2 separate regions of the Homo sapiens genome follow, and region 2 is linked to region 1. A link is a contact called in ENCODE Hi-C or POLR2A ChIA-PET data. All regions are on one chromosome and are shown on one strand. The core of a region is the stretch at or near the end of the contact, and the rest is flanking DNA. Distances in the headings are between cores, read along the strand shown.

The links. A loop is a pair of places that touch in the nucleus more often than their neighbours do. ChIA-PET counts read pairs that join two places held with the same protein, here RNA polymerase II (POLR2A). Pooled maps may share reads with other maps.
Region 2: a map of endothelial cell of umbilical vein shows a loop between it and region 1 (10-fold over the local background). The contact joins two enhancer-like sites. A Hi-C loop is called at or near these places in 5 of 168 maps with a recorded cell type or tissue (aorta, ascending aorta, endothelial cell of umbilical vein and 1 more) and 7 of 50 pooled maps. POLR2A ChIA-PET finds 5 or more read pairs at or near these places in 5 of 52 experiments (AG04449, BJ, MCF 10A and 2 more).

The regions. Positions count from the first base shown.
Region 1 is chr2:67,869,045-67,873,269 of GRCh38, reverse strand. No RefSeq gene overlaps it. Among named protein-coding and RNA genes, the nearest start is that of LINC01812, 46 kb to the right of the region's middle. Within about 2 kb of position 1,254, at least 5 of the 41 ENCODE cell types and tissues checked have a DNase peak (open chromatin) inside an H3K27ac peak, as active enhancers do; they include ascending aorta and endothelial cell of umbilical vein, where a contact is called at or near this core.
Region 2 is chr2:67,915,980-67,919,714 of GRCh38, reverse strand. No RefSeq gene overlaps it. Among named protein-coding and RNA genes, the nearest start is that of LINC01812, 92 kb to the right of the region's middle. RefSeq lists an enhancer at 1-65. Within about 2 kb of position 1,899, at least 5 of the 41 ENCODE cell types and tissues checked have a DNase peak (open chromatin) inside an H3K27ac peak, as active enhancers do; they include ascending aorta and endothelial cell of umbilical vein, where a contact is called at or near this core.

The DNA of each region.
Region 1 (4,225 bases), core at 5-2,504:
AATGTAGGTCAATATATACTGCTTCTGTGGTACAAACCAGTGCTTCTTGAACTTTTTGTTTACAAATGACCTGGCAATCTGGTGGAAATGCAGATTCTGATTCAGGAGGTCTAGGGTGGGGCCTGAGATTCTGCATATTAATAAAGGTTTCACATACCAGGTAAGAGTATTAACACCAAGGATTCCAACTGGGTGCATTAATCTACAACAGGCTAAATTGTCTGAATACAATGGAAGATTTCAGATGCCTCCACTGTAGGAGACAATAGTCTCAATTTGGTGATTCCCACTGCTCAGGTTCATTGATGGGAAACACATATGGGCCATAGAAAAAAAGGGGCCTTACTGAGTTGAGCTATTTGAGACTATACACATTCTCAATACACCTGGTTTTGTTTTCCCCTCTTAAGGAATCTGACAGGCAGTTAATAGCTCATGAAAAAGCTATATCCAAACTATTTTGAAAGAATCAGAAAATGCTGCTTTTGAATGATTTCCTTCCCCTTGCAACTCCCAAATCTGGTTTAGCAAGAGACCTGGACACTGAGTGGCTTCTCAGGCATTCAGATGTGTCTGAGAAAAAACAAGAGGCAATCAAATTACCCTCACACCGGCCACTTCAGAGTGCTCACTTGAGATGACAGTTTCAGCTTCAAAAGAGGTATGCAAACCGGAATAATGAAATGTTCCATTTTATTAAGTTCCTGGCCAGAGGGAGGGATTGTATTAGAAGTAAGAAAAGGTGGGGAGGTTTTAGCTTGATTTCTGTGATGCTGATAAGCAGTAATTTTTGCAGAGGGGGGAAAAGGTAATCCACTGCAATAAAACCATTTTCATAATACGATGGGAGTGAGTTATTGCTCAGAGTAAGGCATGGCTCCTAATGGCTGCTCGAGCTTCCATCTCCATCTTTCATGGGTCAGTCCGGCGTTTTTATAGTGCTGACACAAGAGAGAGCATTTATGTGGCTTCCATTCTCCATCTGTCAACAGTTAGGGTAGAGTGCCACTACCTCAGGTTCACTCTTGATCTGATTTCCATGTCAGCTTGGCGCAGGACTGCGGGCTATGCTGTGGGAGCAGGGCGGCTCTGGAGGTCAGTTGCCCCACGTTTTCAGACCATTAATGGTTAGAAGGCTGGAGAGTAAATCGTTTCTGCATGACTCAGAGGAAAGTGCCATTTCCTCTCCTTTATGGTTCATCAGAACCTTGGCCACGCTGCGTTGGCCTTACTTTCCCTGGGCCTCACAGAACTTTGTCCAAGTTCCATTTCGAGAAAGTGGGACTTTCTGTCTCTCACTGGATCTGGTGTTTTCCTGGCCCTGAAACAGCAACCCAGAGAGCTGGTTAAATGATGAATGAGAAAGAAATGCTTCTTTTAGTGTGTGCCTCCACACTTCTGCCCTTACCAGTAGCGTCTGTGTGATTTGTGGTGTAACAAGCTTGCTTTTCCTGTCACTTCAGCCCCCACAAAATCTGTTGGAACTGAGAAAAATCGCAGAGATGTACAATCTGGGAATGAGGGTGACTTGATGTGAATGAATGGAAGAGATTTGCTTCTTCCCACTCTCCTGATGATAGAATCTGTGGGTTCTATTGATTTTTTGGTGCAATTGGTCTTGGTGAATCATTATTAATGGGAAAATAGAATCTCTTCAAGATAATTTCTTCTACATAGAATCATTTATAAAGAGGCCATATGGCTAGCCATAGGTCAAAGGTGGGTGAAGCAAACTCAAAGATGAGCATAGATGCAAACTTTGTCAGGGAAGTTTCTAAGAGAACAGGGATCTATGGAGCATCCAGGGGGAGGTTTTAGTTTGGTCAGTTTCTCCTAGTTTCTTAATGCCTGTTGTTGTGTTTTATCTTTTTCCTCTTGAGAATGTAAGATGAAATAAAGAGAAGCAGAGTTTTGAGCTTTGTTTGCTATTGTGGGTGTCTTGTGAGCTGAGGGTCCTGTACAGCAGAGTCAGGAACTTATTCCACCATGGAAGGGAGATGAGGAGAGTGAGCTGGACGATTTTTGTTGAACAGAGTAATGGGAATGGATACAGTTTATTTAGCACTTTTATGTGTCACTGCATGCTTTATTTACACTATTTCTAATCTTGACAAAAATCTTGCAGAAGAGATGGCTTTACTCCTGTTTTTCAGGGGAAGACACAGACTCAGGTTAAGTAACTTGCTCAGACTTTATAACTAATAGGCGGCAAAGCTGGAAGCCTAACCTCTGTCTGTGTGACCCCATCCTTCTCCAACGCTGTGACATTTCTACCATGTAAAATCTGCTGTGCTAAATCTCATAAGTTGTGAGGAATCAGCATCTAAGCTACTTGCAAGGAGGAGATTTTCTGAAAGAAATAACGTCAATTCAAGAACATGTCCTACATGTAATACATGTGTTAGCATTTATTTGTCAGCATTTATGAGGCACCCACTTCGTGCACAGTTCTGTTCTTAATTCTGTCAGAGGAATGGTGATGAGGATGGGGTGGGAATTGCTTAACATTATTTTTGAGATCCCTAAACTCAGAAGTGACCATCTCCTTTCTAGTAATTTTTGACACTTAACTATTTGAGCTACCTCATTAGGATCCACTCACCTGTGTTGTTGTTAGTTACTTCAAGTCTTTAAGACCACATAATGTGTTTTCTTCTTTATGTTTGCCCATGTTGAGAGTCCTGACACTGTACCAAGTAGGTACTTGATATATATTTAATCAATTGATTGATTGATTGACAGTGTCCACTTAGATCTGCTTACATTTGAAAAGCCAGGGTGCTTTGAAGGGGAGACAGGACAGCTGCAAATGCATACACAGAAAGCTAGAAAATATCATCTGAGGCAGCTACAAAAGTCCATCCACAAGCTGGTGGAGAAAATTCCAGCATGAGAAAAAGTTGTTCGTGTACAAATGCAAATTGCACATAAAACGGATTGAAGCTTGATTGTGGAGCCTAGCTATGTCTCTGAAGAAGCCACGAGTACCTTTCGGAGCTTCTTACTCCTAAGGATCTCTTTCAGCCTTAGTTTAGGGTGGTAATAACTTAAACTCCAACACTGGATGGCCATTGATCAATGAAATGAGCTGGCAGTTTTCACAGACAGATTCGTGAAATGAAATATCTCAAACTGACCAGCCTGAGAACATTTTTCACAGCCTATCCATCCCTTCTGAGCTATTCAGAGAGCAAAGAAAAAGAAATTAGAACTTTGAAATTGCTGCTTGTTCAGTGGCAAACTCTCTGGGACACTGAATGAGTTGCAATTTATCCTGTTTTCCCACTTAGAGAATTGGCAACAGAAGCCACACCAACCACACTTAATGAGTGTAGATATGTCAGGTGCTGTACTAAGTCTCTTGATCTCATTTAATTTTCACTAGGGACCAGCAAGGTAGCGACGGTTATCCTTATTGTGTGGATGAGGAAACTAAGGCTCAGAGAAGGCAGTGAGTTACCAGAAGTCACACAGCTAGGAGGTGGCAGAAGAAGAACTTGAACCTCAGGTCTCTTTAATCCAAAGCCATGCTCTTAAATGTTTGATAAACTGCATTTTCTCTTTTCTAACATTTCTTCTTAAAAGAGAAAATGCTTTTCTTTTCAGAGTGGAATTTGAAGACAGTGGGTTGTGATCCTTGAAGTGTGTTCTTGTGATTTGGAAGATAGGAAACAAAAACAATTTTCTGCTATTTATCAGTTTGGTAGCCATTTCAACTATTGAAGAGACATAAACTAACAACTGGAACTGTTTTGTTGGGGAACTCCATTCCCCTTTGAGGCCTATTGTAACAATGCCACTGGTAGGGTTTAAATTTCTCTTAGGGGTCAGCCTGCCAAGGTTACCAGCCCAGATGGCCAGGAGCTGGGCAGTAAAATCAGGTGGGTCTGAGGGAGAAGTGATGAGGGTTGAGGGAGAGGAAGATGGGTTTGGTTCAACATGTTCCAATCACTTGAACATCCAGATGCAAATGTTGTGCTAGAAGATGGAAGAACATGGCTGATGCTTTGAAGCGAAGCCAGGATGGGGCAAAACAAATATAAACACAGGTAAATGTGTAAGAATAAGTGAGGTCACTGGAGGGCACAGTGTGGAGAGGGAAGGAGGAAATCAAGAAGACTCCATAAGGGACAGTGAAGGTGTTTGTAGCTGGGAGAGGAAGAATTGTGCAGGATAATTGTCCAAAGAGTCTACTACATTGTGAGATTGCTAAAAGCAGTGTGTA
Region 2 (3,735 bases), core at 650-3,149, 46 kb before region 1:
TTTGTTAGGTCCTTGACTTGACTTTCTCTGGGCAGCTCTGGCTTCAGGCCTGCTGACCCCTCCTGGATGCTGGGAGTAACAAAGAGTCTTTACTTGACCAAACTTTAGTCAGAATCCTCTGAATTTTCTTCTTCCCAACCAGGCCTTGACTTTTGTACTTTCATGTCTGTCTTTGTATCACCCAATTTTGACAAGAATTTTGTTAAGCTGATTTAGCCAGAATCCCCCACCTTTAGTATCTGATTGCCAAATATCTCACCAAATTCTTCACTCCCACCCTCCCCTAGGCAGCCTTCAGCAATAATCTTGTTAGTTTGGTTTAGGCAGAATCACCTCTCACCCCCGATGTTTCCTCTTAGTAATTTTTCATCCATCCACACCGTCCCCCTGCCCCCAACTGGCTAGAAATTTCTACTTTTCCTCATTGTATTCAGAGTTGAGCCCAATTTCTCTCCCCACTGCAAGGCCCCATTGCAGTAGTCCTTATAACTATCTTGATAGTTTCCCTCAGTAAAGTCTCCCTTACCATTCTTTAAAAAGTGTCATGAATAATTTTTTTCTTTACTCAGGGAGGGAGACAATGGTTGAACCTGAACCATGTGATGGGGGGAGAAAAGGGGAGAAATGAACATGTTCTGGCAAAAACAACAGAAGCCCAGTACATTTCTATACCATATGATGGCATTGTGGACATTTTTCTGCTGCCCAGAGGGAAAGTCTCTGTTGCTCTAGGTGCCCTTCTGGAGAAGCTAAATTCACCCCTCTTGAGGGACTCTGTGCCCTTCTTTTGGGCACAGCCAATCATTCTGGTCTTCACTGAGGCATGAAATAAGACTATGTGCTTCATCAGATCAGCCGTTTTGTGCTCTTGAGACAGGGTCTGACTCTGCCACCCAGGCTGGAGTGCAGTGGCCCAATGGTGGCTCACTGCAGTCTCCAACTTCTGGGCTCAAGAGATCCTCCTGCCTCAGCCTGCCAAGTAGCTGGGACTACAGGCGCATACCACTGAGTCTAGCTAATTTGTTATTTTTGGTAAAGATGGAGTCTTGGCTATGTTGCCCAGGCTTGTCTCAAACTCCTGGGCTCAAGCGATCCTCCCTCCTTGGCCTCTCAAAGTGATGAGATTACATGCCTGAGCCACTGTGCCTGGCTCCCATCAATTCTGGTGTTCTGCCTCTGGGAGAAGAATTCAAGTCTGGAGATGGAATCCCATTTTATTTCTTCCACTTCCAAGACCTCTCAGCCTGTTCATACCTTATAGAAGGATACAGTTCAGACCTAATAGAAGGATTCATTCATAAATATTTCTTGATCAGCTCTTTATGTAGCCATAGTGTTAGGTACCAAGTGTCATAACGATAAAGAAAATAGATAGCTCTGATTACTTTCTCATTCAAGTCTAATGCTCTAAGTGCCATGGATAAAGAAATAATGGTGGAGGAGGCCAGATGCGATGGCTCATGCCTATAATCCCAGCACTTTGGGAGGCTGAGGCGAGCAGATCACCTGAGGTTAGGAGTTCGAGACCAGCCTGGCCAACATGGCGAAACCCCGTCTCTACTAAAAATACAAAAAAATTATCTGGGCACGGCGACAGGTCCGTGTAATCCCAGCTACTCGGGAGGCTGAGGCAGGAGAATTGCTTGAACCGGGGAGGTGGAGGTTGCAGTGAGCCAAGATCGTACCACTGCACTCCAGCCTGGGTAATAAGAAGGAAACTCCGCCTAAAAAAAAAAAAAAAAATATGGTGGAGGAGAGAGACACATCTGAGGAGATTTTGAAATGATCAGGAATGTCTTCCTGAGGAAATGACTCATGTTGGAAGAATGGGATCATGGACTGGAGTGGAATATTGTAGGGGGGAAGAGAAGAAAGCATTATAGGAAGAGAAAATAGACTGAGCACAGTCATTAACCCAGAGAGGGTCAGGGCCTATCTAGGGAACTGTGAATATTTCAGCTTGACTGGAGCAAAGGTAAGAAAGTACCTTCCTTTGGAGATGTAGAGGAGCCCAGTTGGGAAGTTAGTAGAGTGACCAGGAGCAAGGGAAAGGGAGCTCAAGCCTGGGTGGTAGTGGAGAGAGGACAGCCCCAGCTGACCTGCACCATTCTCTGGAGATCATGTTGATTCCTATGGAGCTGAGTCCTCAGAGATACATCTGGATTGCCCTGAGGAAATAGTCTCATGTCTCATATTTGCCAAAGGAGATTCCATTGTTCTGATTTTTTTGAATGTTTTTGGAAGCCAAAAACATTCCTCATGAATGACTTCTTTCTGAATTGACTACAAACCAGTGGCCTCTGGCATTATTGGAAGACAAATGTGTGTGTGTGTGTGTTTTTTTTTTGTCAAGTATCAGAATATATTTTAGGGGATATATTTCCTGTCGTAATAGGTTTTTATTGTTGTTATGAATAGACCCAAATAAGTATTTTAAGAATGTATTAAGGCTGAATCACAAGATTGTGAAGAAATTGTATCACCATTTCACTTCAGGTTATTGTGACCGGGAACTTGGAATGTCAGCTTAAAAATCCAATCATTTTTGTTTTTTTTTTTGAGACGGAGTCTGGCTCTGTTGCCCCGTCTGTAGTGCAGTGCGCGATCTCAGCTCACTGCAAACTCTGCCTCCCAGGTTCAAGCAATTCTCCTGCTTCAGCCTCCCCAGTAGCTGGGATTACAGGTGTGTGCCACCACACCCGGCTAATTTTTGTATTTTTAGTAGAGATGGGGTTTCACCATGTTGGCCAGGCTGGTCTTAAACTCCTGACCTCAAGTGATCTGCCTGTCTCAGCCTGCCAAAGTGCTGGGATTATAGGCATGAGCCATGGCACCTGGCCTGAAAACCCCATTTTATAAACTGTTAATTGATCAATGTGTGCCACTTTTTTATCCTCTGACTGTATCCTTTATGTAGTGGAATTTCCCTCTGTGGCTGAGTTTGACTTTTGTATGTTGATGGACAGCTTCTTTCCTCTCTTCCTTTCATAGATGTGAACTGGGCTGCACATACACTCAGGGCTCAGTGTTAGCCCTGTGTGGAATGCAGAGTGGTATCACAAATATACCTCTTTTTAAATAGTTCATCATAGAGTTCAGGTCTAGACACAAAAAGAGTTAAATAGTAGAACAAGACAAGGTGTCACGCAGTATAGACCGTACCTGCTATGTGCTCACAGGAGAAAAAGGAAGAAGGAGTTGGCAGAGACAGTGTCAAGGAAAAGACATCCTTGAGCTAGGCCATGCATGGTAAAGAGTGTGCACTTTCACACTGCGCTTTCTCCTGGAACACTCAGACAGCTGGAGACCTTGTTCTGCTCCAACCCACATGGGCACATGGGCTTGCACAGCTACTGTAGTTTCACCATTTTCTCCTTCCTTGGCCGTGGCTGGGGGCTAGTGCTTGCCTTTTTACAGTTCTCTACTTGGCTTACAGTCGGGGGATACCTGCCCAGAAGGCACCTGGGCCCTTGTTTGTGGCCAGACTACACCTTTTGCATTTTAGAGGCGGAAAAACTGGGTCATCCTACCATGCGTGGGTTGGGGATCAGGGAGGCTGCCCTGGGAACTTGTGCTGAATCTATCACATATGTGGCTTCTGGGTCTAAGTAAATCGGGCCCTTAAATGACGGCCAACTTTCTGGGTAATTAACCCGGTTTTGCCTTGAGAAATATAACTGAAATAGACTGAGAGACAGGGAGGCAGCCTTCTGAATTTTCAGTGAAAAGGGGAAG